5 separate regions of the Mus musculus genome follow, and all the other regions are linked to region 2. The links are chromatin loops, found by intact Hi-C in ENCODE. Cell type or tissue: left cerebral cortex. All regions are shown on one strand. Each heading gives the region's core, and the rest is flanking DNA. Links, peaks and the distances in the headings are about the cores only.

The links. A loop is a pair of places that touch in the nucleus more often than their neighbours do. Peaks named below come from ENCODE experiments on the same cell type or tissue, not always from the same donor. Only the 100,000 strongest peaks of a DNase experiment are listed, where the experiment ranks them.
Region 1: a loop joins it to region 2, with 2.8 times the contacts of the local background. A loop is called at or near these places in 4 of 42 quality-filtered maps.
Region 3: a loop joins it to region 2, with 5 times the contacts of the local background. A loop is called at or near these places in 19 of 42 quality-filtered maps.
Region 4: it touches region 2 in a loop (3-fold over the local background); 18 of 42 quality-filtered maps call a loop at or near these places.
Region 5: a loop joins it to region 2, with 6 times the contacts of the local background. A loop is called at or near these places in 27 of 42 quality-filtered maps.

Annotation. Positions count from the first base shown.
Region 1 is chr4:133,053,658-133,059,886 of GRCm38, forward strand. Ahdc1 (AT hook, DNA binding motif, containing 1) reads left to right here. Exons shown (of 7, transcript NM_146155.3): 3 at 1,356-1,546. Among named protein-coding and RNA genes, the nearest start is that of Gm26615, 27 kb to the right of the region's middle. In left cerebral cortex, for the core only: a CTCF peak has its summit at 3,118 (motif pointing left); DNase peaks (open chromatin) are centred at 2,317, 2,472, 3,072, 4,557 and 1 more place; H3K27ac peaks cover 2,631 bases.
Region 2 is chr4:133,294,558-133,300,786 of GRCm38, forward strand. Wdtc1 (WD and tetratricopeptide repeats 1) reads right to left here. Exons shown (of 16, transcript NM_199306.4): 12 at 6,004-6,177; 13 at 2,863-3,098; 14 at 1,859-2,036; 15 at 641-833. Among named protein-coding and RNA genes, the nearest start is that of Tmem222, 20 kb to the left of the region's middle. In left cerebral cortex, for the core only: a CTCF peak has its summit at 3,359 (motif pointing left); DNase peaks (open chromatin) are centred at 3,340, 4,221, 4,694 and 5,360; H3K27ac peaks cover 3,267 bases.
Region 3 is chr4:133,230,409-133,236,637 of GRCm38, forward strand. It overlaps the pseudogene Fcnc-ps. Among named protein-coding and RNA genes, the nearest start is that of Map3k6, 7.3 kb to the right of the region's middle. In left cerebral cortex, for the core only: CTCF peaks have their summits at 3,354 and 5,170 (motif pointing right); DNase peaks (open chromatin) are centred at 3,056 and 3,345.
Region 4 is chr4:132,942,318-132,948,546 of GRCm38, forward strand. Gm36518 (a long non-coding RNA gene) reads right to left here. Exons shown (of 5, transcript XR_881471.1): 5 at 6,105-6,229. Among named protein-coding and RNA genes, the nearest start is that of Gm36518, 15 kb to the right of the region's middle. In left cerebral cortex, for the core only: CTCF peaks have their summits at 1,098 and 3,385 (motif pointing right); DNase peaks (open chromatin) are centred at 2,619, 3,396, 3,943 and 4,228; H3K4me3 peaks cover 383 bases; H3K27ac peaks cover 1,118 bases.
Region 5 is chr4:133,205,832-133,212,060 of GRCm38, forward strand. It overlaps Gpr3 (G-protein coupled receptor 3), which reads right to left. Exons shown (of 2, transcript NM_008154.3): 2 at 3,509-5,533. The coding sequence starts at 5,528. The coding sequence ends at 4,536. Among named protein-coding and RNA genes, the nearest start is that of Gpr3, 3.6 kb to the right of the region's middle. In left cerebral cortex, for the core only: CTCF peaks have their summits at 1,570 (motif pointing right) and 3,765 (motif pointing right); DNase peaks (open chromatin) are centred at 3,775 and 4,576; H3K4me3 peaks cover 5 bases.

The DNA.
Region 1 (6,229 bases), core at 681-5,680, 240 kb before region 2:
GAGCCACACTTGAGCCCTCCCACACGTACAGTCTTAAGCATGCTGCTGCCCACACTGACACACAGAGATGCACACTGACAGGCAGAGTAGCCCCAGCAACCCACATACAGATGTGTGTATCTACACAGATGACTGAGTCTCACCAATGCACATTCCCAAGTAACTAGAACCTATAAGCTTCTGTGATGCTTGGTTCTTAAACTCCCCCACTCTCCCCGGCCTCAGTGCAGACAATGGGGCCAGCTACTAGGCAGGAAACTGGAGTGGCAAGGTAGGCCATGGTTATTAAAGAAACCAGACGGGGTGGTGGTGCACACTTCAAAGCCTAGCTCTAGGAAGACAGAGGCAGGTGGATCTCTAGGCTAGCCTGGTCTGCAGAATGAGTTCCAGAACAGTTAGGGGGACCTAAACAAACCCTGTATCTAAAAACAAGAGCTATATCCAGTTGCTGCTGGCATTGGGCAGGTGCCAGCTCCACATACACCTCCATGGCAGTGGGCACACCTTCCTCTTCCTCTAGGGACAGCGACTCAGACTTGTACAGTTACCAGCCCCAGAGCTGTCTCTCTGCTTCATAAGATGTCACTCCTCATTTTTAGGGGTGAGAAAATGGGGAAGAATATATAGGCTGTAGACAGGATAAGGAGTTGAGCCAAGGCCAGGTTCCCTCCACTTTCTCTGGTGTGCTGTTTGTGCACACGTGTGAGTATCTAGACTTGCAAAGATACTGCTTCTCAACAGGAGTCTGGGATGTAAGAGACAGGGACTGGGGGCTGGAGAAGTGGCTCAGGGCTTAAGAGCACTTATTGCTCTTTCCAAGGATCTGGGCTCTATTCACAGTACCTCCAGGGTAGCTTACCACCATCTTGTAACTCCAATTCCATGGGGATCTGACGCCCTCTTCTGATCTGTGGGCACCAGGCGTGCAAAACATTTAAAATATAATTAAGTCTTTTTTAAAAGTAACTTTAAAAGTCGTTTATTTTTATTTCATGCGTATTATTGGTGCTTTGCCTGCGTGTATGTCTGGGTGAGGATGTCCGATTTCCTGGAACAGGAGTTACAGACAGCTGTTAGCTGCCATGTGGTTGCTGGGAGTTGAACCAGAGTCCTGCAAGAGCAGCCAGTGCTCTTAACCACAGAGCCATCTCTCCATTCCAAGTCATTGCATTTTTAAAGAGTTCAAAGAAAGAAGGTGGGATGGTAGGTAGGTACTGAGCCTCTGCAGTGGGGTAAAGTCAGATCAGGACTGGTATTTGTGGAGCATGCCCACCTGGCTCAGTTGCCCTCTGCCTGACTCCTCCGTCCATGCTCCATCTATGCTTATCTTTGGTGTGCTGTGTTTGCTTCTACAGATGGGGAGGTTGCCTGACTGTCTACCCATCGGCCTGGACCCCAGAGCCAAGCCAGCTGAGTGAGTGCCGAGGGTCCCAGGTGACCGGGGGAGTGGCACTGCTCAGGCCTCTGCAAAGACTACCCTGGAGAAGCTGATGCTGGTGGAGACAGCCCTTTCTTGCTGAGTCCAGCCTCTGCAGAGCCTGCGCAGGTAACTGTGAGCCAGTGTAACAAAGATCGCCTCTTAGCTTAGGCAGAGAGAGAGACATTAATCTAGCCTATTCGAACTCCCCATTATCCAGAGAAGGGAATAGAGGCTCATGTGGCACAGTGAGTCCCTTAGCATCCTGCCTCCTAGCCTGAGGACTCTTCCCTATGCCTCCATGACCTGGAGAACTGGGCGGAGAGATGGGTTGTGACGGTGACCAGGATTCAGGGCAGAGGTGGAAGCCAGCGTGCCTGATATATGCAGCTGACCTCCCCAGGACTCCTCTACAGAGCTGAGAGGCCATGGTAGTCCAGGTGTGATTGCATGCCCGGCAGCTGGCCGCAGGGCAGGCCATGGCAGGACCCATCTTTCTTGTGGCCCAGGTTTAGCCCACCCAGGCTCCCAGCCACAGAGGCCAGGTGGGGCTGCCCTGCCCTATAGAGGCAACTCCCTGAACTGACACATGAAGCCTCAGGCTCCAGGAAGCTCCTTAGAGTTTAGCCTGCTGGAAACCCCACCCAACTTCCAAAGGAGCATTCCTGAGGTCTGCATGGGGGTTGGGCCTCCAGGGATGGGAAGGGTGGGGAGGCAGGGCTGCAGGAGGATGTGAGGCTGTAAATGTGCTGTGCTGGGTCTGTGTGCAAGCAGGTGTGTGGGGCTCTCTGTCCTTAGTGCACAGGGTTGTGTATGCAAGAGTTACATAAGTGGCCTATGTGGGGGGAATAGTTAAGAGCTTCACATGTGTGCTGTAGTGGTGACTGCTGGCTATGGATCCTATGCAGGTGTGGGTATCCTGGGCTGTCTACCACACAGGGTACTAGTGGACCAAGACTCAAACACCCTTGGGTGGGTTTGTGTGTGCTCAGGGTTCTGAGCACAAGGTGAGGTGGCATGTGCACATGGCTCCCTTTGTGTTTTGGAGGTGGGCTGGGCAGGACTTGGGCTGCGCTGGGCTCAGCAATGCCCAGCCTTGTGGCCAAACTGCTGAAGTCACTTCCTTTTCAACAGTGACTTTCCAGGGGGAGGAGTTCTTCCGACCTGGTCGGCAGTGAGGGGCGTGGCCGAACTGGCTCTCTCTGGGGAGGGATGTGGGCGGGGGCGGGAGAGAGGTGGGAGGAGGTGCTAGTGGTACTGGAAGAGGGAGTCCTCTGGGAGACAGAAGGAAAGACAAGGACAGGAGTCTGGAAGGGCCAAGGGCAGGAGGGAATGGGGGTGGAGTGGGGCGGAAAGCACAGTCCCTGGGTGACCTCGGAGGGAGGAAGGGAGGGCTGCCAATGAGGTGACCCTCGGGTTCAGTGAGAGCTGGCAGTGGCGCCTACACACCTGGCACTCGGGGCAAGGGGCTGGCAGGGGGCGGTTCAGGAACAGACCTGCTTGCCAGGTGCCCCACTCTGGACAGGAAGAGGGTGGGCGGGGGCTGTACAAAGGAGCTCTGTGTGGCTGAGGATAGGGTAGGGTGGGGTATGCAGTGCTGTACTGTTCTGGGGTTGGGGGAGATGATGGGGGCGGGGCAGGACCAGTTCCCCTTGGGGCATCAGTGGCTCCAGGGGGACACCTAGTGGTCAGGGGAGGTAGTGCATCTTGATAACAAACTGGGGGAAAAGAGATTAGAAGTGGTAGTTGAGATAGTTGAGGAGGCCAGGGCTAGTCTGAATCTTTGGATGATGAAGCAATTTGACTTAAAGGATCCCAACAAAACCAAACTTAGGTGACAACAAAGCTGATTGGCATGGCTGTGTGTCCTTAAGGGCATGACTAAGCCTCTCTGTGTTCACATTTAAATGCAAAACAAGTGACTGGGGCTGGTGAGATGGCTCAGCAGGTAAGAGCACCCGACTGCTCTTCCAAAGGTCTAGAGTTCAAATCCCAGCAACCACATGGTGGCTCACAACCATCCCTAACGAGATCTGACTCCCTCTTCTGGTGTGTCTGAAGACAGCTACAGTGTACTTACATGTAATAAATAAATAATCTTAAAAAAAAAAAAAAAACAAGTGACTGGTCCTTCTTAGGATCTAGGGCAAGTGTCTGCTTGCTAGAAGATCTACGAATTAGGTGGGCACTAGGGGCTAAAAGGAAGGGAAGACCAAGAGAGTGAAACATGAAATTCCTGAGAGAAAGGGGGCTGGCAGTCCTGGGAGGTAACGCCTCCGTGGAGAAGAGAGGGCCTGAGGAAGGTTTCAGAGCAGCCATGTTTCCCACTGCTAAGAGCTTAAGGACATCCAGGAGCCTTCAGACTGAGGGGGCTGAGGGAAATGGGAGGGGAGTGCTCGCAGGCTGCAGAGAGGGTCATGAGGCCGGAAGTGAGAGCTGGGACTGGCAGCTTGGCTCCCCAGGGGAGGTTAGGGGTGGGTGAGAGGGGAGGAGGGCTGGGGAAGGGGTGGGGTGGTCACAGCCACAGTGGGGGAGGGTGGGGCTGGGGATCAAGGATGTGGGCTGGCGCTTCCCGGCACTCTGCTCTGCAGGTTGGGGCCCCCCTCCTAGCCAGCTGCTGTCCCTGTGGGCAAGCTCAGACACTGACCCAGAAGCAGACAAGCAGACAGAGGACCCTTTGACTTTTCATTCACAGACTTGGGCTAGATGGTACCTTTGAGAAGACGCCAAGAGAATGGCTGCCTGTTGGGGTGTGGTGGGGAAGGGAGCCAACTGCTTCCCTCAGATCCTAAGGCTGCAAAAGAGCAGTGGACAGTCGGGAGGATGTGGCCAAAGGTCTTCATGGGTGGGTGGAGCAGAAGCAGCCACTGCAGAGGAGGTTTGTCTCTTCTGCCAAGATTACGCCCTTGGGCCCCAAGTGGGAGGTCTCTAAGGCAGGAAGGCCTGGCCAGCCCCACCCTCAGTGAGGAAGGAGAGGGACTCCTGGTGTAGGTATCTCCAAAAGCCAGGTCAAGCCACTTCCTAGAGTTGTGCTCTGAGGCAGGCTCTTACTGTGTAGCCCTGGCTGTCCTAGAACTGTAGACCAAGCTCAGCTGTAACTCAGAGAGCCACCTGCCTCTGCCTCTGCCTCCCAAATGCATACCCTTGCCTGGCTGCCTCCACACTCTGAAGGTGCTCTCTCTTCAAGAACAGCAGTGCCAGCTGGCTCACTGGGTGGAGTGGTACATGCTTGTGTCTTCAGCACAGGCAGAGAGGCAGGAGGATAGCTGCAAGGGTGCGATCAGCGTGGTCTACATAGTGATTTCCAGACCAACCACGACTAAGAGTAAAACCTTGACGCCCAGGAAGAAGGTAGGGGCTGGAAATGTAGCCAAGTTGGTAGAGTATTTGCCTGTTGTGCACAAATCTCTAGGTTCAGTTTCTAGCATGGCAAAAGCTGGGTGTGGTAATATACCATTAGGTACGTGGAGTAGGTAGATGGAGTCAGGAGGATTAGAAGTTCAAGGTTCTCCTTGGTTGCCCAGCTGCCATTAGGCCATCATGGTGCACACAAGAGTTCCAGGTTACATTGAGAGATCTTTTGGGGGTGCAGGCGTGTGTGTACATGGGGGGGGGGTGGGAAATAGAGAAGAAGGGGGCAGGGAGAGGGGCAGTGCTGAGCTGGGCTAGAAGTGGTACAGGTCCACAGCCAGACATGAGAGAGAGCCTTGAGTTAGCAGGTGCAGGGGAGGCGAAGGGTGCAGCCCGGGGCAGTGGACAGAAATAAAGACCAGCCTGAATGGACGAACAGTGAAGTCTTCTAACCTCTCCATTTCAGCTTCTTCTTCTGTAAAATGGAACTAGAGCACAGGGTACTCACTGGGGGAGGGGAGGTTGCAGATTAAAATGACAGCTTCCCAGATGTCCCTCAGATGTGTGAGTCAGGCCCTCCTGGACTAGGGCCTGGGTATCTGGAGTGTTACACAGCTCCTCCGCTCCCCTGAGCTCAGGGTTTAGAAGCCAATGGCTTAGATAATTTCAGTGTTCCTCCCAGCCTTAAATTAGACCACAGCTCTAGAAGGAGCCTTTGCAGAAGTGGCTAAAGGATTGTTGCAGGAGCTGAGAGGAGAAAGAGGGTTTGGCCTTAAAAGAATTGAGAACTCTGCCTCTGAGCAGCTGTGTGGCTTCAGGCGAGGTTCACAAGGGCTCTGGGCCTCTCTGCTCTGTAGCACCAGGATAATAAACCACACAGTGCCTCCTGGGTATCTGTGAGGACGCAGAGGCTTGTGTATGTGGACTGCAACGTTCTGCACGCAGTTCCTGTGGGCTGCATTCCTTTCCAGATGTTGAGAGGTGCCGTGAGCAGAACAGACAGGTCAGCCTTGCCCTCCTTGGTGGTGCTTAGAACTGTCAGTGGCTTGGAGATTGCTGCCTACCCCAGGGGTCCACAGGAATGTACTCTCCCACACTGCCCTATCCCTGATTCAGCTTTGCATTCTCCCCATGGACCAGTACTGGGCAATATGGCAACCTGTCCATAGAGCAAAAGCCGTAACTATCCAGCTCTAGGTCAGGACCAAACAATAGACACTGATCAGTGGCTGCTGTCCCTGGGACCCTTCAGCAGTTGGGGGTCCATGCAGCTCACTGAGGTCCTGGTTCCTCTGCAGCTCTGAGTCTTCAGGCTCCTTTGGGAATCAAACATGCCTAGATCTAAGTCCTAGCGCCCCCCTGACCAGCTCAGAGTCACTCCGTAAATATTTATGTAGCATCCATAGCCCAGGCTCCGGGGTCAGAGGATACAGCAGTAAACAAGACAGATGTGATCCCTGC
Region 2 (6,229 bases), core at 705-5,704:
TAGGCACATGGGGAGAAGCGTGGCTGCAGGAATACAAGCCAGGGGGTGCCTCACCTGGGCTGGGCTGTCCCCCACCTCTAACATCCCTTTACACTTTCTCCCCCAGGGAAAGGGGTCCTCTTTATAAAAGTTACAGCAAACCGGTCCTGGATTTATTGAGACCCACCATGTGGACTTCAGTCTGCTAGCTGTCTCTGGAAGGCTTACCTGCCCATTGGCATTGAGAGCAGAGGAGGCCACACTGGCCTAAGTGCTCTGTGCCCAAGATTGCAAAGCAATCAACTCCAAAGTCTACGCACCCCCCACCCCCAATCCTTTAACAGCTTCTGCAGGACCCCTCGCAGTAGCATATGAAGCCTGAGGTGTTCCCACACGAGGCTGGTCTAGTTCTGTTCCTCCCCTTGCACACCTGCTCTTGGTATACGGGCATTTCGCCTTCAAGGCTAGTTCAAGGATACGCCCCAAGAATGCAAAAGCCAATCTCACCCCAGAAACGTCCACTGCATTAGAGCTTCCTAGGGCCTGGGGCTCCCACTTTGCGGCTTATCTTTCCTGGCAGTCTCTAGCCTGTACGGCTGCCCTCCCTTCCCTGGCACTGAAGCCCAGCTCCAAGCAGGCCCTATGCTCCTTGTGGCCTCACCTCTGGTCGTGGGTTCCACAGTCGCACAACAGGGTCGATGCCACTGGTGGCCAGGAAGCAGTAGCTGGGATGGGGCTGCAAGCAGTTGACAATGGACTCATCCCCCTGCAGCACTCGGACGAGGTTGGTGGTCTCCTTTTCCCAGATGAAGAAGGAGCCGTCATCAGAGCCGCTGACAATGTACTGAGCATTGCTGGTGAGGGGCAAAGGACGGGAGGTCAGGAGGGAGACTGAGGCTGAGGGAAAGGCTGGAGGGAAAGGGTGAGGCCTGGGACTACTCAGTTCCTCACAGTCAAGGGGCTACCCTCGACTCAGAACTCTCCTAAGCAAATGAGTTCCCACTTCCAAGCTGCATATACCAGTCATGATTGTACGAAAACCCAGCATCAGCTGCTGGGCATGGTGGTGCACTTTCAATCCCAGCACCTGGGAGGCAGAGGCAGGCAGATCTCTTGAGATTTTAAGGCTAGCCTGGTCTACAGAGTGAGTTCTAAGACAGCCAGGGCTACACAATAAAACCCTGTCTCAAAAAACAAAAACAAAACAGAACAACAACAACAACAAAAAACCAACATCAGTGCTGTCTGGGTCCCTCCAATGTGGCACGACAGTATCCACGAGGTCATTATTATCTCACTGGTGTAGGGCCATCTCTTGTATCTATCTCTCCAAAACTTCTTGGACGCCGACTAGCAAATCCTAAGTCCATTCATCCATAATATAGGCCTCTCACACTGTTGACAGTCAGAGGGGGTTTTGGAGAGAGACCCTCTGGATGTAAGTCCAAAGGGTATAAACAAAGCAAGGGTGGGGTTTGGGGTGGGAGTGTCTGAGAACACAGGCTGTGTCCCCTAGTCCCCAGGGCACGGTCTCAGATGCCCAGCCTCATAGTTCTAGCCTCCCTTTCAGGAGCAGACAAAAGCTCCAAGTGTCCAGATAAAGCCAGCAAGCTCTGGGCCACTGGACAGAGTGGGGAGGGGCAGAGGGAACTTCCCAACACAGCACTGATGCTGCTCAGCCCGGTCTGTTATGATTCCACGAGTGGTGTGGCTGCTTTCACTGTACAGACAAACAAACAGAGGCTACTGGAGGAACCTAAGGGTATAGAGGCAGTGCCAGACCACGAGTACCCTCAAATTATGTCTCCCACGTGGCGCAACCCCTCAAACCCTGCTGTCAACTGGGATGTGTGCCCTCCTCCTGCTCAGGGCCTCAGACCTGCCAAAGAAATTGGCCTCCTTGATATCCGTGGTGGTGTTGCAGTGCCCACAGTAGCGGAACTGATAGTCGTAGCTCCGTTCCCGTAGCACCATTTCGTCTTCTGAGATGGAGTCCTTGCGACTTGTGCTTCGAAGGCGAACTGGACCACCACCACCACCAGCTGCCTTCTTCTCCTCTGGGGCCGAAAGCAAGGAGAGATGAGAAAGAGGTGAGGAAGGAGAGATGTGAGGGAGGTGGGAGGCTTCCCTTCCCTCCCCCCCCCTCAGTGTCTCCTCTACCCCTGTGCTACAGTTTCCAACCCAGACCAGGCAATGCCAGGCCATCTGCCCCCAGGTTTACTCCCAAGAACTAAGAGAAGTCCGTAGGAATTTGCATCGCTGGCGTCAGCCTGAACACTACTCATGGAATGAGCGAATCCCGTGGCTAGTTATCTGCCTCCAGTGAGATCTATCCCACATAGTTCTCATAGTTGGAGACTCTCATAGTTGGTCACCATGACCCAGCTCGTCCTACAAATCTACAGAGGCACTGGGAAGGCTTGGTGTGCCCTTTGCAGACAAGACCGGTTTGGAGGCTGTGCTGGATCCATGGCCACACAGTTCGACCTGGTAGAGCTAAGCTGAGAACTAAGGCACTGTCCTAGACACCATGCCTGCTGCCCATGGCCAGACTGAGACAAAGACAACAAACAGCACTTGCCTCTGCCCAGTGTGCTCTGCCAAGGCCCGTCTGGGGACAGGTGGGAAGGCCCAGCTAGAGCTCACACAGCCTGACTGGGCTCTACCTGGTGCCTTGAATGCTAACATTAACTTTCAACAGAGTTTCACTGGGAGATGCTGACCGTCTCCTTCTTCAGCCATGAAAAGTGAGTTTCAGGGGTCAGACTGTCTTAAGTCCATGGAGTTTCATAATCAGCATCTGAAACCAGGGCTTCTAGATCAAAGCGCCAGGGCCTTTCTGGGTAGGGAACGGACAGCTGCGTCTCCTGGGCACACACTCACCACCATCACTTTTGGAGAAAAGGGCAGCTGTGATGTCCCGGCCTAATGCGTCACATGCACTGCTGTGGGCCTGCTCTGGGAACTTCCCTTTGAAGTCATCCAGGCACTCCAGAGCCTCGGCCACATACTTCAGTTCAAAGAGGCACCGGGCCAGACGGAAGTGTGCCTTCAGGTGGCAAGGGTTTAGGGAGATGGCCTTGAGGCAGTCCCGGAGGGCATCATAGTGGTCCCCGTCCCTGAGAAGGTACAGGAACATAGCTTAGAGGTGAGAGAGGCCCTGTGGCAGATACAAGGTTCCCACCATCTTCTGTGGCTACTTCTAGGCCATCTCTGACAACCCTCAGGGTGAGGAGATAAGGAGATGAAGCCTTGGCGAAGCCCACTGCTCCCTCCCTGGGAGCAGGAGTAAGCTGAGGCTCAAGCCAGGAGCCTGAGGCTTGGCGAGTAAAGAGCAGTGTCGGGCTGCCCTCTGCTGGGCGTAGGCTGCAACTGTGCACTGTTCACCTCAGGCACCCGCAGCTCTGCAGCAGAAGGCCTGGCATCCTGCCCACCGCAGACTCCCCAAGCCCTCCTTCTCTTTTCCTTCATCCACCTCCTCAAATCCCCCTGCTGGTCTTCAAAGCTATGTCCAAGGCAGGGGGCCCTCAAGGACAGTTCTGTGGCCTGGAGAAGCCAGAAGTGTTAGGCCAGGGACTCAGGGTCTGACCAGCATGCCCTCAGCCAGACCCCCCTCTGTCCTGGCTGACTGATCTGCAGCAGCTGTGGCCTCCACCTCCTGGGGCTGGAGGATGGGGCCTGACTGTCTGGCAAAGTCAGCTCTCTGGAAGCTGATGGTGAGGGGGCTGTGCACACCAGGAGCTCCAAATCCTCTCTACTCTTTTCTCCAATGGACAAGTATGGATAAAGGGGAGTGTAGGCTTTCTGTTGGAGGGGTAGAGGGAGACGCCCTCTTTTCCAGGCCCACCTCCCTGTTGCCAGAAACCCAATTTGGTTTCTCATCTGTACAGCCAAGCAGCAATGAGAGTCACTTTCCCCTTTAGAAACCTGTAAATGTTTGTATTTTCAATGCTGGGGATTGAACCTCCCCGCTTCCTACTGGGCTGGGGTGGGTCTACTATGCTTACAGCAAGCAGCACTCACTAATGCCAAGGGTCCCTTCACCAAGGGCACAGGTCACAGGTGTCTCCTGACCTCTCTCGCCATACAGTCAGGAGGAGCACCCAGCCCTTGGAGTAGCCACTTAAGACTCTAACCGACAGCTAAGCAATGTGGGGCAGGCAGGAAGCAGAGCTGCTTTGATGGTGTGCTCTGCGTCAGAACGAGTGCCTATGACGAAGGAGCAGGCGCTGTTTGGAAACCCAGTTACTGCCTGCAAGGTGCCCCTTTCTGAGCTCCTAGCAAGAGCCAGACCAGAGACCAGCCAGGAACCAGAGGGTGGTCTGTTTCCAGGAGCAGATGGTAGCCCTGGGGAGGCTGGCCTGGGACAGAACGTGACATTCTAGGGGTCACTGGCAGGCATGTGGGGATGGGGAAAAAAAAAGAGCAGGCTGGCCCCAGGGCTCACCCATCCTAGATGTACTGCCAGATCAATCTCCCTGAAAAGACAGCCCTCTGCACGTCCTCGCTCAAAGCTCTCCAGTAGCTGCCCATCACACACTGAATCAAGGCCAAATGCCACCCTCTGCATTCCAAGCCCTTTCCAGGCAAGCCCCAGGCTACCTCACAGACTCATCCCCTGCCAGTCCTTTCCAGAACCCTCTGCTCCAGCCAAATGGATTTGCTGTTCTGAGGCAGGCTCTTCAGTCAGTCCCCCGCCCCCACGCCTTTGTTCACACCATTTCCTCTCCCTGCAGTGTCCTTCCCCACAGTCCTCTCCTCCCCCTCATCTCCTTGTCTGAGCTGCCCACATTTAGAGCCCATTCAGACACGACATCTTTCTGAGGCTTCCCTGATCCTGAGCTGAGGTGACTCAACTCTTCTTGGTAACCCACAGCACTATACCTGACCATTTCCAAGACTTACTGCTTCCTGCATCTTTCCTATTTCATGCCGAACTATGCCAGAGAGTTTATTCTCGTTCAGTGGCTGGGCACTCTGGGGCACAGGGACTCAGAGTGATAGAACTCTGTCTCCCCAGTACCTAGCACACAGTGGGAACTCAGAAAACAAGCTGTGAATTCAGAAATCACCAACTTCTCTCAGCAAAAATACAGACACGAAGCTGAGCTCTCAGCCAAGTCAAGATGAAGGGGTTGTCACACCCTACCCAACCAGTGTAACAGAGGTGACACAACTCAGATGGCTGGGCCCCAGATAGTCCTCTTTTGAATGTGGGTGCCCCTTGATCCCTGGGGAAAGTCCCGAGGCTTCAGCTAACTGCTCTGTGTGTGGCATCTCCCCCACTCCCATCCTGCTGACTTGAGTGGGTTCCTTAAGCTTCCCCAGGCCTGCCTAGTTTCAGCCAGACGATGGCACACCAGCTGGCCTGTCTGTCTGGGCAGAGCCGACGGATGCCAGACGGAGCAGAAATGGCTGTGGGCCCAGCTCTATCCATCTCTAGTCTTGGCCCTGGCTGGGGGATGGGGTCTGCCTGCCTGCCTGTCTGATGGTGCTGCAGGCAGGGCTGGGACACTGATGATCTCTGCAGATGTGGGGCATCTTAGGATCCTGACCTGCCTATCCCATTATCACAGGCCAGTGTATGTCTGAGGTCTAGCTCGTATGTGGTCCAGTGATGGGTGTAAGAACCCAGAAAGCAGATTGCAGGGCCATTCAGCCTCAGACTCATTTTATAAAGGTACAAATGAGCTCTCCAAGCTCTGCAGTCGGATCTATCAAGGTCCCACTCTTCTCTCAAAAGTCCAACCCAAGCCTCAACTCTCCAGTAATTAGTATCACCACCCCTCTTAATCCCTACTTCCATTCACACCTTATAACAAAGCAACGTGTGAATCTCCCTCCCACACACTAAATGTCTTGTGCTACCTCAGCCTTAGGTAGAAAGGAGGGGGCCTATGTTCAAGAGGCCCCAAGAGCTGGGATGCCAATGCCACCTTCTGTGGATGCCCTAGCAACTTGGTCTCATGGCCCAGGTGCTTCAGCCCTTGTTCTGACCGAGAAACCCCTGCGGTTCCCACTCACCACTTGCGCTTCATGTAGGCGGCAGCTCGGTTGCCATAGAGCATAGCGTTGTGCGGGGCCTTCTGCACAGCCTGGCTGTAGAGCTGGATGGCCTGGGTCCACTGCTGGCAGGCGAAGGCTTCATTGGCCTGCTGCTTCACACGCTCCAGGTATGGGGGCAGCTCCACCTGGGGGCTGCGAGGGAAGGAGAGCCAAGTCAGACCACTTAAAGATTAGTAGCCCTACC
Region 3 (6,229 bases), core at 541-5,540, 64 kb before region 2:
TGCCACTGCCTCATCTGTGCTGGGATTAAAGGTTTTCATCACCATGCCTAAGGAGAGCCTCTTTTTTTTTTTTCTCTCTTGTTCATGTGTATGTACACATGTGTGTGCATTTGCAAATGCTGGGATTGAAACCCAGGCCTCAGGAATACCAAGCACGTGCTCTGTAATCAAACCATCCCTAGGCCTGCTGGAGAGATGGCTCAGCAGCTAAGAGCACTGGCTGCTACTCCAGAGGTCCTGAGTTCAATTCCCAGCAACTCCATGGTGGCTCACAACCATGGATCTGATCTGATGCCCACTTCTGTCATGCAGGCATGCATATAGAATATTCCTATACATACATACATACATACATACATACATACATACATACATACATACATACATACATACATCTTAAAACAAGACAAAAACAAAACAACAAAACCTACCCATTTAGCCAGTGCTTTGTAGCAGGACCCATGATTAGGAGTAGAGTAGGGGAGTCTTAGGAGATGAAAAAGTCAGTAAAGTGCTTGCCGTGTGAACATAAAGACCTGAGCTTGGACCCTCTGCTCTCACATAAAAGGCAAGTGTGCCCTGGCCAATGGTGTGAACACCTTTAATCCCAGCACTCAGGAGGCAGAGGGCAGACAAATCTCTGTGAGTTCAAGGCCAGTCTGATCTACACAGGGAGTCCCACGTCAACTAGGGCTATGTAACTGAAACCATGTCTCAAAAATAAGTTAATGAATAAAATGTGTTTTAAGTCATGTAAAGGGTGATCAAGGAAGATATTCAATACTGACCTCTAGCCTCTGCATCGTGAGTGAACACACACACACACACACACACACACACACACGACTAAGAGTGACATTTGAATGCAACAGATAACCCATAAAGGGTGGCCACTATTAACAGTGTTCACAAGGACCACACGGTAGAGACAGCAATGGGGCTGGACCTTCACAGAGAGGCAGAGCTACACAAGGCAATACCAATTCTCTGAGGCCTGAGGGAGGAAATGCCCCAAACCCTGCTGGCTCCAGTTGAGGTGGTGTGCCTCTGGGAGACAATGGGGAGAAGTCTTGCTTCAAGTTATTTCCCCCACAGCCTGGTCCATCTATGCTGGCACCCACCTCTAGTAGACCCCACAAGATGGGTCTACTATGGGCCCTACTGTTCTAGCTGCTCCTATTTAAAGGGCTGCCTGCCTGAGGGCTCAGGGTCACCCCAGATGCCCAGGTAGGGTCCTACAAATGCTCACCACATCAACCACTCATTCTCTCCTCATCTCAAGAAGCAGGGTGAGAGAGTTTGGTAATCTGGCCTTTTCATGTAAATTTATGTAAATAGGATATAAATATCACAACATATGTAAATAGGATATAAATACCACAGAACCTCAGCATCTCAGGAGGTCCTGATATCTAGAATCTAGGAGGTAGAAGGAATGGCAGAAAAGTCTGGAGGAGATATGTTCGCCCTGTGCACGTTGGCCCTGTGTTTCCATGTAGAACCCAGGGAGCTGGAGCTGGAAGCCAGCAAAGTGGTCCCCCTGCCCAGTTATTCAGGTGTCCCAAGAAGTCCTAGAGAGAAGAGATCTGTAGGTTCTCAAGGTAAGGGATGCCAGGGACCTGGCAGAGAGGGCCCTCAAGGTAGCCTGTGGAGGCTGGATGTGGCTGCTTGGGTAAGAATGGCTCTCATAGGCTCATATATTTAAATGCTTAGTTATTAAGGAGTGGTACTATTTAAGAAGGATTAAGAGGTGTGGCCTTGTTAGAGGAGGTGTGTCACTGGGGGTGGGCTCTGAAGTTTCAAAAACCCAACTCTGTCTTCCCTCTGCATGCCTTTGTGTGTATCTTTCTGTCTTAGGATCAGGATGTAGCCCGAAACTACTTCTCCAGCAGCATCCGTGCCTCTGTGACCTCGTGCTCCCCACTATGGTGATTGTGGGCTAAACCTCTGAAACTGTAAACAATTCCCCAGTTAAATGATTCTCTACAGGAGTTGCTGCCTTCGTGCCCAGCACTCAGGAGGCAGAGGCAGGTGGATCTCTGTGGGGTCAAGGCCAGCCTGGTCTACAGAGTGAGTTCTGGGACAGCCAGGGATACACAGAAAAGCCTGTCTCAACAAACAAACAAACAAATAGGAAAGGTAGTCATGGTCATTGTGTCCCCTCCCAGCAATAGAACACTGACTAAGACACTGGGGTGCAGGTGCTGAGTGTGGACAATGACGACGTGGGAACCGCCTCTGCACCAGGCTCCAAGTGGGAGAGTGCCCAGGATCCTGGGGTGTACCAGGTAGATTGCATTGTTCATGTTTTACTGCAGAGGACTGTGAGGCTCAGAAAGGAACAATTGCTTGTCCCCAATACAGAGCCAGAAAAGGATGCTAATAGGTGAGAACACCAAATTCTGTTTCCTCCTCTTCCTCTTCTTCCTTCTCCTCCTCCTCTTCCTCTTCTTCCTTCTTCTCCTCCTCTTCCTTTTGTCTTGAGCACTGGGCAGGACACAGGACATCTGCCTCTGGAATTCCAGGGCTACCTTGGCTCCCTAGGCAAGATGGATCCCAAGGGAGAGTCTACCCTCTGACTTTACTTTTTGCACAGACTAGGGCTGGGCCCTCTCAGCTACTTAGGGCTGTAAGTGCCCTCGGAGGAGCCAACATTGGAAGGAGTAGTAAGAATTTGGAGGAGCGGGGGCTGGAGAGGTGGCCCAGTGGTTAAGAGCACTGGCTGCTCTTCCAGAGGTCCTGAGTTCAATTCCCAGCAACCACATGGTGGCTCACAGCCATCTGTATTGAGATCTGACGCCCTCTTCTGGTGTGTCTGAAGACAGCTAGAGTGTGCTCATATACATAAAATAAATAAATCTTAAAAATAATAATTTGGAGAAGGGCTGGCTCTGCCCCATGCTGGCTCATGGGGCCTCCCTTAGGGTACTCAGACCTCAGAGTCAGTTGACACCTGGTCCTTTATCTCTGGGCAGGACATCAGCCACCTGCTCTGCCGCTAAGAGGCTAAGGAGGCGTCCACGGGAGTGAGGAACTTGGAATCAGGCCAGACGGGGGTGGTGGAAGTTTCCAGGCATGTAAGCCTCTCCTCATAGCTCTATAGTGCGCACCTCTTCCCCAGGTCCCAGGATCTGAGAGGACTGCTCGGTCCCTTACTTGTTCCAGAATCTGGGTGGAGGCTTTTGGGAAACAACTTGGGGGCCTTTCTCAATCCACCACCACCCCCTTTCCCAGGTCTCAAGAACTTTTCCAGTCTTTCCCATTTTTTGGACACTCCAGGGGGTAAGAAAAAAAAAGAGGCAACAGGCAAAGCCCGGTGGTGACTTCTCTCTAACTCCCTAGGGGGAGCCAGAGTCCACTGAAGCCAGGCATACCTGACAGGACAGCTCCTACAGGGCCAGAAGTCTGAGAAGGCTTCATGGAGGAGGTGTTATTTGGAGGAAAGTAAAGGCTCTGTGAACATTCTCTAGGTCTGTGAGTGCAGAGTACTTTGCGGGTAGAAATAAAGGCGAGCAGGAGGAGGTGGGAGAGAGGAAAGGCTAAGGAAAGTAAGCTAGGGGTCGTGGGAGAGCCAAACATGAACCCAGAATCTTTGCAAAGGCCACTTCATAGAGGACATTGCATTACTGACATGGAGGGCAAAGGGGAGCCATGGAAGAATTTTAGGCAGAAAAGGGTCTGGGTCAGACTTAGTTTTAGAAAGATAAGTCAAGAGGCTGGAGAGATGGCTCAGCGGTTAAGAGCACTGGCTACTCTTCCAGAGGTCCTGAGTTCAATTCCCAGCAACCCCACATGGGGCGACTCACAACCATCTGTAATGTGATCCAGTGCCCTCTTCTGGTGTGTCTGAAGACAGCTACAGTGTACTCATATACATAAAAAAATAAGAGAAAGATAAGTGAGGCGTGGAAGTGCTTGCCTGTAACCCTAACACTTGGGAGGCCGGGGGCAGAGGTATTGAAATTAGGGGCCCAGAGTGGGCCCAGGGAGGCCCTGTCTCAATAACAAGCGGCATGGGGTTGGAGAGTGACTTTATGGTTAAAAGCAAGCATTGACTGCGGAGCGCCCCCACTGGATAGCTCATAACTGCCCCTACCTCCAGCTGCAGCAGATCTGACGTGCTTGTCTAGAGTCCTCGAGCATCTGCGCACTGATGCACACACATTCTCTCTGTTAGACACATGACACCTATACTCACACGTGCATACACACACACACACACTCTACTCTCTCCCTCTCTCACCTATTTTTAAGCTAAAAACATAACAAAACAATAACAGGCTGCACCCTAGAAGAGACACTGGATGGGGCAAGGCAGAAGGTGGAGACAGAGGTTAGGAATGGACAAGGCAGAAGACCAGAAGACCGTGGGAAGTGACATCCACAGTATTGGACATATGTCATCTGAAAGATACTGGAAGAGCAGCAAGCACCACCCCCACCCCACCCCACCCCCCTAAGATTTCCCTGCATAGCGATGGAACTTGCTCTGTAGACCAGGCTGGCCTCCAACTCCCAGAGATCCCATTTCCCGAGTGCTGGGATTGGGGAGCTTGCCACACCACTGGGCTGTCCTAAGAGCAGAGCTCCAGAGCTGGAGGACGACTTGGCTTGGGAGAGGGAAAAAAGGCCACGGGAAAAGGCTAGGAATCCAGCTGAGGCCTCTGGGGGCAACATCTATGCTCTAAATATCTTGGTGGTTCTTCTTTTTCTTCTTCTTCTTCTTCTTCTTCTTCTTCTTCTTCTTCTTCTTCTTCTTCTTCTTCTTCTTCTTCTTCTTCTTCTTCTTTTCCTTCTTTTCCTTCTTTTCCTTCTTTTCCTTCTTTTCCTTCTTTTCCTTCTTCTCCTTCTTCTCCTTCTTCTCCTTCTTCTCCCTCTTCTCCCTCTTCTCCCTCTTCTCCTTCTTCTCCTTCTTCTCCTTCTCCTTCTTCTCCTTCTTCTCCTTCTCCTCCTCCTCCTCCTCCTCCTCCTCCTTCTGTAAGTATATATATACTATAGCTGTACAGATGTTTGTGAGCCTTCATGTGGTTGATGGGAGTTGGACCTCTGCTTGCTCCAGTCAACCCTACTCACTCAGGTCATCAGCTCATCTCTGCTCACCCAGTCCCTCCTTGCTCCAGTCCAAAGATTTATTTATTATAATACATAAGTACACTGTAGCTGTCTTCAGACGCCAGAAGAGGGCATCAGATCTCACTACGGGTGGTTGTAAGCCACCATGTGGTTGCTGGGATTTGAACTTGAACTCAGGACCTTCAGAAGAGCAGTCAGTGCTCTTACCCACTGAGCCATTTCGCCAGTCCCTAATACCTGGGTTCTTAACCTGCAAATTAAATGGGTAACTGGCGACAGTATATATATATATATATATTCATTCCAATCTTCCCTGGAGCTTACGAGATTTTTGTCATGAGTTGAGTGTCAACAAAAGTTAATGAAGAAACTGGATTTATCATTCATTATTCATAGGCTAAACTCACTCAGAGGAGTCACATTTGAGCCGTAAGCCCCCTCCCCACAATGCAAAGAGAAGGGAAGGGTCCAGCCAGCCCTCACACCCATCCAGCCCCTAGCTGCACTTCCCTGGCTTCCCCTGCCCCAGGCCAGTTTGGATTGGCAGCAGGTGCAGGGGTGGACTTCTTCCACTCCTGACTGCTACAGAGCAGTGGGGAGACAGGAGTCTGCGTTCTGGCATGGGAATGAGAATTTACAGGAGCTTCCTCGGTAGGGTGAATTCCAAGTGAGAGGGCTGGGCCAGCCCAAACCCCTACCATCTCAGTCTCCTCTTCCTCCCAGGTATCTGGGAAGGTCCTGTAGAGTCTGAAGACTTCAGCAGTAGCTGCATCTTTGTTTATTATGCTACCTTCTGCCTCCTCGGGGAGGAGGAGCGCTGGAAGAGTGCATGCTGGGTAAATTCTCAGAGGGCGCTGCAGGTGAGTGGCTTACAGGGGGTCCTGGTGTAACTTTAATTTTTTATTTTTTTAAATCTTATTTTTAATGATTTCTTTTAATGTTTTAACCCGTTTTTTTGTAACCCACCAGAGGTAGTGGAAAAGAAAGAAAACGGGAGAAATGGACCTATTTAGAAAGGTTTTTTGGAACAACAGATGTCTGTGTTATCTGGAAATCAGCAGTTCAGTTCACAGGTTAGCAGGCATCGATGGCTTGATCCACTAGCAAACACCTCACAGACACACCAGCAGGCCAGTTCAGTACAGTCGGGTTAGCA
Region 4 (6,229 bases), core at 492-5,491, 350 kb before region 2:
TGTGTGTCTGTGTGTGTGTGTTTCTGTGTGTGTGTGTGTGTGTCTGTGTGTCTGTGTGTGTGTCTGTGTCTGTGTGTGTGTGTGTCTGTGTGTGTGTGTTTCTGTGTGTGTGTGTCTGTGTGTGTGTGTCTGTGTGTGTGTGTTTCTGTGTGTGTGTGTGTGTGTCTGTGTCTGTGTGTCTGTGTGTCTGTGTGTCTGTGTGTGTGTGTGTCTCTGTGTGTGTGTGTGTGTGTCTGTGTCTGTGTGTGTGTGTCTGTGTGTGTGTGTTTCTGTGTGTGTGTGTCTGTGTCTGTGTGTGTGTGTGTGTCTGTGTCTGTGTGTGTGTGTCTGTGTGTCTGTGTCTGTGCGTCTGTGTGTCTGTGTCTGTGTGTGTCTCTGTGTATGTGTGTGTCTGTGTGTGTGTGCCTGTGTGTGTGTGTCTGTGTGTGTGTGTCTGTGTCTGTGTGTCTGTGTGTGTGTGTGTGTCTGTGTGTGTCTGTGTGTCTGTGTCTGTATGTGTCTCTGTGTGTGTGTGTGTGTGTCTGTGTGTGTGTGTGTGTCTGTGTCTGTGTGTCTGTGTCTGTGTGTGTGTGTCTGTGTCTGTGTGTGTGTGTGTGTGTGTGTGTGTGTGTTGGGTGGGGGGATCCAACCCTGAAGAGGAAGAATCACCTTATGGATTTCATCCAATTGGGTCCACCTTTGAGTGGGCTCTCTGGTTCCCAAGCATGCAGTGAACACTCACACTGCTGGAAGACATCTACCTGTATCCCATAGATGCTGCTTCCCAAAGAACCGTGGTTTAGGCAACCTGGAGCCCCCGGGGCAGCACCAGTGAGGACGGATTGGAGGCAGCTGCCCTGAGGCCTCTGCTAACTCACAGTTTTCCTGAGTCACCTCCTCTTCCCACCCTGCTTGTTCCAGCCTGGCCTCGGTTTCAGGGCCACCTCTGCAGATGGCAATTGTTTGCCACCACTGGCTTGTCCCCAGAGAAACATGTCTGGCAGACGTACGCATGAGGCAGAGGCACAGCACAGAAAGGCTTGGCCATGGTATGGACAAACAGCAAGCAGTCAGTAAATGTCAGCCGCCGCCACCATGAGGGAGTGGAGGAAATAACCAGGGAGCAACCTGGGAATTCAAAAATCTAACTTTGCAGCCAGGCATGGCTCCCAGGGGCTCAGAGTTCTTCTCCCTTTCTCCCAAAGATTGGCATCTAATTAGGGCTACTCTGTCCTGGGGCGCCCCTATCCATTTATTCCCGTGGACATCATCAAAGAAAGATGTACAGCTCTACTCCCACAAGTCTAGTTTAAAATATATATACATATATGTATATATATATACCTTAATTAATAATTAAAAAATATTTATTTATTTATTTTTTAATTTATGCATATGGGAGGAGTTTTTGCCTGAGTGTGCGTCTGTGCACTGTGTGTGTGTGTGTGTGTGTGTGTCTACTGGCCAAGGAGGCCAGAAGGGGATGTCAGATCCCCCGGAACTGGAGTACTGATGGCTAGCTATAAGCTTTTGTATGGATGTTGGGAGCTGAACCCAGGTTCTCTGGAAGCACAGAGAGTGCTCTTACTCCCTGAGGCATCTCTCCAACCGCATAATTAATTAGTGTTTGAGACAGAGTCTTACTATGTAGCCCAGGCTAGCCACAAACTCATGATGCTCCTCCTGCCTCGGCCTCCTGAGTATTGATTGGGGTTGCTGGATTTTGAGTCCCAGTCCCCAGCAATCCCTCAGGCTGAATTACCCTGACGATGGCCGCATACTGCTCTCTCAGAATGCAGCTTAATTCTTCACCTTCATCCCCTAGACATTTACTGAGTGATCAATCCACGCCAGGCACTGTACCAGGCGCTAAGGACCCCACCGCACAAGGAACCTACTTCCTGCCTACTTGCAGCTCAGAGTGAATCCACGAGGCCCCCTCTTCCTTCCTGTTCGCCTTCTCTTCACCCCCATTTGTTTCGATAACCCCTACCCTTGTCTGTCTTCACGGGTTTTGATTATTACGTTCACACAGCACCAGACGACATGATGACACACAGCAGCGGCAGGGCCACGTGACATCTGTCTCTTTTAGAATTGTCTCTGGCAGTGGCCTTCAGACAGACACACCACTGAGTCATGGCCCTGCTGCAGGGTTGCAGCCTGACAAGTTCCTTGCGTTTTTAGGGTCCCAAATCTGCTTTCTTTAAAGCCAGGAGGTTTCCTCTGCTAATGCGATTGGCTTTTTATAAGGCTTTGTTTTGTTTTGTTTGTTTTTGGTTTTCGAGACAAGCTTTCTCTATGTAGCCCTGGCTATCCTGAAATTCACTCTGTAGATCAGGCTGGCCTCAAACTCGAAGAGATATGCTAGCTACCTCCTGAGTGCTGGGATTGAATGGGGTATACCACTACTACCCAGTTATGAGATTTTGTTTTTAAGTGTGTGCATGTGTGCGGTTTAGAAAAGTTATAGTTCCAGACAGTTGTTAACTCCCTGATGTGAGGTCTAGGAACTTAACGGGTCCCCTGGAAGACCAGGGAGCTCTTGTAACCAAGAAGTCATCTCTCCAGCCCCCTGGGCTTCCTCTTCTAAAGTGTCTGCTGAGCAAACGCACACGCTCTGTAACCCCTGGCCTTCTCAGATCCTCTTGCTTCAGAGCAGAGTTTATTTTGGGGAAAAGCCATCTTGTAGTGCCAACTTTGGTGACTAAAGTGGGGTTGGTGCTGGGCAGTGCCATGTTTGGTCACAAAGGGGGTGACTAGAAACTAACAGAGAATGCTTTTTACTCTGGAGCTACATCTTAAGACGAGCCCCAAATTAGACCTCAGTGACTCTGGGCTCCATCCCAAGTATAAAATAGAATAAAATAAATTCAGACCCCGGTTTCTGACTGTCTTGCTGTAAGACAATGTCAAGGTCATCTCTGGTCCTCAGGTTTCTCGTCTGTCAAATGGTGCTAAAGGAGTCTCATCCAGACCAAGAGTGTCATTCCCAAGTGTGGACGTTAGAGGATGTGTCTTTGTTTTTAGCTTGAAGGTTTAAAGATGGGTGTGTGCCAGGGAGGCAGGAAGAGGGCGGAGCTGGAGCTGCAGGTCACTGTGAGTCACTAAATGGAACTCTGTCTGCTGGAAGAGCAGCAACTGCTGAGCCGTCTCTCCAGCACCTTGCAGTCAAGTTCTTGCTGTGCTGACCAGGCTGCCCTTGAACTCCTCGGCTCAACAATTCGGCCGCAGGCTCCTCCAGCACTTGACTACAGGCATACCATGTCAGCTGACTTAGTCCTGACCTTTCATCAAATCCCTTTATCTAGGGAGTTTCCTTCCAGGCCCTGGTACCCTTTAACAGTCAGCCCCTCCTAAGGCTGGCGCCACAATCTCATGGTGCAGTGTACGAACATGACCACCAGGTGGCACTGTAGTCCCGGGCTAGACTTCATCAGCCCTCATTATCCTTGAGCTGCTCCGCAATTACTAAAAGCCCTCCCTGGGGCAGTCTCCACCACAGTCTTCCGAGACTGAAATGAATGGACCTCGGCTTCTGCTCTGCAGCAGGAAGCCTGGACGCTGGAGTGATCATTCCCAGGGTCTCTGAAGGACCTTCCTCCTGCTCTCCTTCCCAAACCCCTAGTTCCACAATTCAGGACCCTCTCTGCCATCAGGTCTGTCTTCAAGTTCACAGCCTATGCACCTCCCACCCCCACCCCCCGACAGAGCCATAAGGTTTTAGAGGAGAAAGAGAGAAACACGCCACCGCCACCCAGGCTTCTTGGCTGGCGGTACAGGGAAATGCTGAGAACCGGGCGTTACTAAGCTGACCTGGAAAGGGGCCTGGGCCAGCAGCAGCGGAGGTTGCTGAAGCAGAAGAGGCCTGTGGCTTCCTGTGAAGAACTGAGGAGCCACGTCCTTTAAGCAGATGGCTGGGGGGAGGGGTGGAAGACTAGGACGCCCAGGCCTCCCGGTGAGGAGAGGGAAGGGTCCCAGGAAGGCAGGCGAAGAGGCCAGGGAGAGCGTTCTCTTGCCTTTCAGCCTCTGCCATCTCCTAAGATAGACAGGCAGGACAAACAGCGTCATTAATGTGAAGCTACCCGGAAGAGACAGGGGCAGGAACAGGTCTGTCTGCTCATACAGACAGCAAGTCCAAGCACCTAGCCACAAGTACCCAGGTTTCAGTGCCTGACCTCAGAAACTCAGATAGAGAAACCCAGCCCCAAGTTCTCGGCCTCAAAACCCCAGCTTGTTCCCAACTGCATGCACCCACTGTGCAAGCAGAAGACGTAATGCCCTGTCAGAGGCTGTGGGGGTGGGAGTGGGGCGGAGGAGCGGGGAGAGGAGAGGGGAGGGGAGGGCTGGTGAGCTCCCGGACACAAGAACACGGGACACGCGATTCGATCCAGATCCAGAGGTTCTTTATCGGAACAAACAAATGATTCCAGATGGAAGCTTTGCCGCAATCCTTACAGGATCTGTTTACTGAGCTGACTCGTCCCTGTAGCCAGCACCAAGGAAGTGCCAGGCTGGTCATGCAAATAACCACACAGCCCAAGCTGGGCGACTTGGCTGCCTTTGCCCTACGCATACAGGCATACAGCTTGTTTGTCCAGGGTTGTGTCTCCTGTCACACCTATGGAGAAGCCTGCGTCCTTAACAAGGTCAGGGACAGAGAACTCTGCTGGAACCTTTCCTGAGCAGAGAGCAGGGGGGCTGCCACTCCTGACACAACACGGCTGTGTCACAAAGTCTGTGTGTGTGTGTGTGTGTGTGTGTGTGTGTCTGGGCCTCTGCCTCACCACTGTCTCGCTCCTCTGGAGGTCAGAGCACAGCTCACAGGAGCTCATTCCCTCCTACTATGGTTTGGTCACCCGTGTCTTTACCCACTGAGCCATCCTACCTGCCGGAGCAGGAACTCTGCGTCAACAGGGGGCTCAGCTTTCAGCATCCACCTCTGCCAGAAGCACCCCAGATCCTAACCCAGAGAAAGAGGGGAGAGTGTTTTCAGTCCTCCGGGAGTCCACAGTCTCTTCTCTGAACCTCCCACCCCAAGCTAGTGTCTCTTACAGGCCTCTCCTCTTAAAGTACGGGTGCCTTCAGGCAGATGGGCCCAAGCCACATGCCTTGTTTCTCACTACCACAGTGCTCTTCCTGGAACCACTTGGAGGCATCAAAAATACTGGTACCTGTTCTTACTACAGAGGTTGCTGTCTAATAAGTCTCAGGTACAGCTTGGGCTTTGGAATTAAAAACAAAGACAAGCAAAGCAACTGTCCAGGTGGTTATAGTGCACAGACAGGTATTGGTACCACTGCCTTACCATATCACTATTTTTATGCACAAGAAGTAAGGAAGCCCGGTGGTGGCACAGGCCTTTTAATCCCAGCACTTAGGAGGCAGAGGCAGGCGGATCTCTGTGAGTTTGAAGCCAGCCTGATCTACAGAGGGACTTCCAAGACAGTCAGTGTCACACACAGAGACATCCTGTCTCCAAAAGAAGAAGAGGAAGAGGAAGGGGAGGAAAAGACCAGTAAGGAAATAGGAGCCCTGGTGACACTAAGAAGCAGGCCTGAGCACCAGCCGTGACTATCAGTCTCTCACCTCAGAACTGATCTCCCAGTCCTCACATCCAGCTTCCTGCACATGTTAACCCTCACAGCAGTCCTCCGGGGTATTCTTGGGCGTTCCACCAAAGCACAGAGAGGTTAATCAGCTTTCCTAAGGCAGATAAGCAGCATTTGCTCCCAGAAAGCCTAGAACAGTTCCTTGAAACTGAAGGGGCTCCATAAGTCCTGTCTGATTTCCACTGCCATGCCAGGCAACTGTAATGTCCTCTGACTACCCACCTGCCTCACCCACCATCAACCGTTCAGCCTATAGACCATGTCTTCTAAGTATTGTTGTTGCTGTTGTATTATAGTTCAGGGAATGAAACGCTAGACAGGCCTGCTACTGGCGAGCTATGACCTCAGTCCTAGTATATACTTTGTATATAACGCAGATCTATTCACATTCACCCATATGCTTTCCCTGTCATCTAGCTGGCCACCCTCAAGCATGGAAGACACTTGTAAGGTCCTCCTAGTAGGTCCCCTGTGTCTATTTTTTTTAAAGATTTACTTATTTTTATTTATATGAGTACACTTACACACCATAGCTATATTCAGACACACCAGAAGAGCAGTCAGTGCTGTTAACCGCTGAGCCATCGTCCTTCCAGCCCCCCAGTGTCTATTCTTGGTAGAAAGATGTAGGTGATGTC
Region 5 (6,229 bases), core at 739-5,738, 89 kb before region 2:
AATGCCACAGGTGAGGCCCAACACAGACTCCTAGACAAAGGATAGGAGTAGGTTCCTGTGAGCCCGAGCAGGGAGCGTGGAATGAGGATGCACAGGATCCAGCTGTACCCACCTAGAACAGAAAACGATCTGGGAGAGGCTTCACTGGGATCCAAGGGACTCAGCATGAAGATGCTTTCCGTACAGCGCCACCTCTGACAGTAACGTTCAACCTGGAGAAACCAGCTTCCCCCTAGCATCGGCACAGGGCCCCACATGCCTGGCCAACCTTTTTTTTTTTTTACTTGCTCCCAAAACTTACTTCCTAAATCAGTAAAGAAAGAGATTTGGAGGCAGATGTGGCCTGGGTTCAAATCCCAGCTCAATTGACCATAAACGTGACCTTTCTGGGAGGACGTTCTTTCCTTCTTAAGTTGTTGGAGAGTTTCCCGTAGCACAGGCTGGCCTCAAACGCCACATGCAACCTCAGATGACCTGGTGATCATCTCGTCTCCACCTCCCAGATCATTCAATTACAAGTATGTGTCTCCAAACCATTTAGATTGATGGTAGAACCAAGCATGGGGTGAGAAATCGGGTAGAGGAAGAGCAGCTAGGGGCCGACTACCCAGACACAGACACAGACCAGCAGGAGCACACAGGAGGGATTGAACCTTTGTGCATGTGGGGCAAAGACTCTGCCAACAGAACTATAACCCCAGCCTCCAGGAAGGCTTTTATTTTACTTTCATCTTACAATTACTCATCTATTCTCTTTCCCAATTTTATTTTTATTCAAGGTTTCAGTCACTAACACTGCAGGGTTGGATTTGTTTTTCTTTTTTAAATAACTGTATGTAATTTATTTATTTCATGTATGCGAGTACACTGTCACTGTCTTCAGACACACCAGAAGAGGGCATCAGATCCCATTACAGATGGTTGTGAGCCACCATGTGGTTGCTGGGAATTGAACTCAGGACCTCTGGAAGAGCAGTCAGTGCCCTTAACTGCTGAGCCATCTCTCCAGCCCACTTTATATTTGGAAATATTTTATTTTTAATTGTTTGTACGTATGGCTATCTGTGTATGGGCATGTGGCTGTGTGAGTACAGATGTTGGTGGAGGTCAGAAGAGGGCGTTGGATCCCATGAAGCTGGAGTTTCTGGCAGTTGAGCCCTGCCCAGTGTGAGTCCTGAGAAGCGAGCTCAGTTCCTTTGTGAGAGCAGTATGTGCTCTTAACTGCTTACATCATCTCTTCAGCTCTAACTGTAATGATTGGAAACCTTTTTCTAGTTCCTCTACTAGACATTAAGCTATCTGCAAGAACATCAGGGAGTAGGTGATGGCTTGTTACTATCAGAGTTTCTGTAGCCCAGAGAAACCTGGAACTTGCAATCCTCCTGCCTCAGTAACTGGAATTACATAGCACTTTGGGATTTACAGGTCTGTGTCACGGTGCTCAACTTATTCACAAAGCCTTCTTCTTTTGTATTTTTTGTTTATCTGTTTTTTGAAACAGAGTCTCTCTTTTTTAAAAAAGATTTATTTATTTATTATATGTAAGTACACTGTAGCTGTCTTCAGACACACCAGAAGAGGGCATCATATGTTATTACAGATGGTTGTGAGCCACCATGTGGTTGCTGGGATTTGAACTCATGACCTTTGGAAGAGCAGTCAGCGCTCTTACCTGCTGAGCCATCTCTCCAGCCCTTTTTTGTTTTTTGGTTTTTTTTTCGAGACAGGGTTTCTCTGTGTAGCCCTGGCTGTCCTGGAACTCACTTTGTAGACCAGGTTGCCCTTGAACTCAGAAATCTGCCTGCCTCTGCCTCCTGAATGCTGGTATTAAAGGCGTGTGCCACAGAGTCTCATGTTGCCCAGAATAGCCTTGAACTTACAATGTAGTTGCGGCCAGCCTTGAGCCTCTGGCCTTCTGCTTTAATGTCTCAGTGCTGGGAATAGACATGCCATTATATCCAGCATCCATCTTCTTCAAGCATGGAGCATCTGCCCTGCTGCCTATGCCGAGGCGCTAGTCTATGAATTGTTTGGCTTCCAGTTTGGCTTGGAGCAGGAGCTTGCCCAGTGAAGAGCTCCTCCCAGGGACCTTCCAAAAAAAAGGTGAGGAGAGAGAACAGTCAAGGCTCGGCCTGAGCTAGTAGGCATCCCTCACTGTGTGCCTGCGAGTTGGACCCTGGAGCCTCTGTTAGAGAGGAGTCTTGAACTCTAGGAAAAAGAGCAGGAACTTGGGGAATGGAGATAGAACTGTGGTCCCAGCAGACCTGACACAACTGAATTTGACCAAGCTGCTCATCTTGGGGCCTCAGTTTCTCTAGCTGTGTGATGGTAGAACTGTAACGTGGGCAGAAATGTTCTCATGAGATGGACCATTCCTTCCGGCTGACCTAGTCAGAGCATGCATACGTAGGTATGTATGGGCGTACATATGTATGTATGTATTCTTGAAATAGAGCCTTACATAGCTGGCTAGCCTCAAAGTTGCTATGAGCTGAAGCTGGCCTTTTAGGGTTGGGATTATAGACACGTACTGCCACCGTTGTTTGCCTTTCCATTTTATGTGAATGAGTGTTTGGTCTACATGTGTATCTGTCCCCAGCAGAGAGTGCTGGATCGATCCCCTGGAACTGGAGTAACAGGCAGTTGGGAGCCCCCATGTGGGTAGTGGGAATTGAACCCAGGTCCTCTGTAGAAGCAGCTCTTAACTCTTGTTTCTCCACCCTTGCTACGGTGTTGCTAGGGTTTAAGTGCCTTAGGCTGGAATTGAACTTAATGTGTAGCTGAGGGTGGCCTGGTACCTCATGTTCCTCTGGCTTCTGCCTCTCCAACACAGAGAATGCAGGCGTGTACGGCCCCAGCTCAGAGCTTCCCTTGACGCTGCCTCTGCTCTTGCGATGAGCTTCCTCCCTTCCTAAGCCCCTGCAGTTCCAGTGTCCAGTTGCGAACACCAGCTCTCCAATGCGACCACCTCCCAAATGTGGGCCACTGATCCCAAGGACATAAGGCAAGGTCCAGAAGGTTGAGCTCCAGGGTAGGAAACAAACAAACAAACAGGAAAAGTCATTGTCCAGGAGACTGAGGACAGGTTTTGGAAACAGATGTTCCAGGTTTGAATACTATCTTGTATTTCTAGCTGTATGACCTCAGCAGTTTTCTCATACATTTAAGGTGGAGACCAGATAGCCTGTGCCATCCATCCTAGCTAGGCATGTACCCTTAGCACAATGTAGCCCAGAGGAAACACAGTGGAAGGCAGCTATTGCTGTGAAGGGAACTTGCATGGTACAAACATGTTCTGCATGCCTAAGCCCTGATCTGGCTACTGTGGACAAGCTGTGGGGACCTTCAAACTAAGAGGAGTATCCTGGTTCTCGTCCCTGGATAGGGAGGTTCTTGCAAGTTGATGTCCAGGATTTGGTCCAAGGGATACTAATTTCCCAGATGCATTATGGGTCCCACTATTCTGGCTCAACTCCACACTATGCAAATGCACAGACACAAGCATTTATCCAAAAAAACCATTTTTTTTTTATTGAGTAGGGTTGGGGACTGAACAGGAATGCACTGGGGGCCATAACCCGATTGGCAGAGGGGTGGGGGTACTGGCTCTTGTCCCGCCTCCTCTCGGGCACCTCAGGGTAAGGCCTGGCCCCCAGGCCATGGCTGTGGCGCTGAAAGCCAGGCTGGAGTGAGAGATGGGGGTGCATTTTACAATCCCGACTGCCTTGTCGGTTTGCAATTCCCCCAAATGGCCACCAGAGGGAAGCCGGGCCTCAGCGCAGAGGAATTCTCGGTTGCTCAGGTGATGGCTTCTTAAAAAAATAAAAAACCAGAGGCTGGTGTGTTCTCCCTGCAAACCCGAGCAGTGCGGGCCTGGGGAGGAGGCTCTGGTTTCTATGATTTCTCTGATAAAAAATAAGCAAAAATAACAAAATACGTGGTTTCTCTTTTTCCATCCCGCCCCCTTCGGAAACTGAGGTCAGAAATGGGGTCATGGAGGCTGAGGATACCCTGATATGAGCTAGATTTCTAGGTGTAGGTCTCTTTTTTCCCCCTTACCACCCATAAGCAAATTTATAAATAAATAAATAATAAATAAATAAATAAACCTTCTCTGTATGTCCACATATATAGAGATAAATCTTTCTCTCATCTAGGCAACTAAGTGATTAACCTCTGACTCTGGAGCTTCGAAATTCAAAAGCGACATGATCAAGGTCAAGTTTCTGGGAAGGAAGATCAAGGACTTGGAATGGTACTGTAAAATTCCCAGCCTTCTGGAACTGCAAACCACTTGGGCTGTGAGACATTTCCGAGTGGGACCCTGACCATCTGGAACATTCTAGAGCCACGCGGTCAGCTGGGGTGGGCCCCCCGCAGGAATCTTGAATAAGATCCTAAAACACCCAACGTCCTAGAACTCCAGAACCAGCTGGGTCTTAAGGGCGTGGAGCTGGGGATTGGAATTAAGCCCTGGTGGACCTAACACTCTGGAGTTCTATAGTAGTCAAAGCCACAGGTTCACCAGGATGAAACTAGACATCACTAGGGGACCGGGACCGGAATGGAATCTTGGAAGTGGAACAGCAGCAGCAGATGGCCCACAGCACCTTCTGCACATCTTGGTTGCGAAAGGCGTAGATGACAGGGTTGATCATGGAGTTGTAGGTGGCTGGGAGCAGGGTAAGATAGGTGTAGAGACGGGGAGAGTCGGCATCTCCCAGGAGGCAGTAGACAGTGAAGGGCAACCAACAGGCAGCAAAGGCGCCAAGCACCACAGCCAATGTGGCGATGCCCTTGCGGGTGGCCACGTAGTGAGAGGCAGGCAGCAGGTGTCGTTGGAGGGCGATCTGCTGGGCATGGCGGCAGACGATGCGGCAGATCTGGGCATAGAGCTGCAACATGATGCCAAACACCATGAAGAAGGCGATGGCCAGAACCACCAGATGGTTCTTGGAGAGTGGATAGACCACACCACACGTGGTCAGGCCATCCCGGCAGTTCCAGGCCAGCACGGGAACCAGCCCCAGGCCCAGGGCACCCACCCACACCAAGGCCAGCATCACATAAGTCCGAGTTACCGTTGTCTCTGAGTAGTAAGTGAGAGCATTGTACAGGGAAAGGTAGCGGTCAACGGTAATGGCCAGCAGGCTGCCGATGCTGGCAGTGAAGGCCATTGCTAGCACGCCGACCAGCATCAAGCTCATCTCTGGTGAGCCAATGCAGAAGTCAGCCGCAAAGTGCAGGACCAGGCCCAGGCCTGCCAGCAGGTCTGCTACGGCCAAGCTACCCACCAGCAGGAACATGGGGGCGCGGAAGGCAGGAGTGCCCACAATGATGGCCACCACCAGCGCGTTCTCGCAGGACACCAGGGTGCCTGAGATGCACAGCACCACATCCCAGGCCCTGGGAGAGGGCAGCAGTGTAGCTGGGCCTGTGGGTTCCTCTACTGGGTCCACGCTGCTCACGTTCACACTGCCTGAGCCAGCTGAGAACCAGGCCATAGAGCTTCCTGCTCCCCACATCATGGTACCTGTAGAAGAAAGGTCCTATGAGATGCTGGCAGGCCCGTATCCTGACAGGAGGCCCTTCGAGAAAAGAAAGCTGTCAGGATAACAGGTAGGGTACGGATGTCCTGCACACCCCACACCCCCAATTCATGTCCTGTGGTTTTTGTCCTCTGATGCCTCCAGGCCTCTAAACAGGGGTCCCTTTTTCTCGGTGATCCCTTTTCTGTGTCCCTTCACCCTCCCCTCCATTCCTCTAAGTCCTGAAGACCTCTTGGCCACACGTGGTCAAAGAAGTGAATCAAAGCTTACCATAAGTGAATAGGGGAAGCACAGGATTCAAGGTGTGCCCTCAATAGGCTCATGAATAGGGGAGGGAAACACGTCAAGAAGAAGAGCAGTCAGCTCCCTCCCACCAGACACGATGACTTGGTTCCTGAAGCTCCCAGACCCCTCACGATTCATGGGCACTGCCAGCCTCAAGCTCCGCCCCCAGGCAAAGCCGGTGCAGCTTCTTGCCAGCCCCCACTCGACATTCCCAGGGTAACACCTGGGAACTCATTTCCCCTACACTCTCCCAGACTTCTGACTCCGGACAGACACCCCACACACACTGCCCCCTTCTTCCTCCTAACCACTGGGTCTCCGTAGCAGACACCCCCTGGTGAAAGCCGGATTCCTGAGTCAGACCCCTCCTTCTGCCCGGACACCTGGATCTTGGG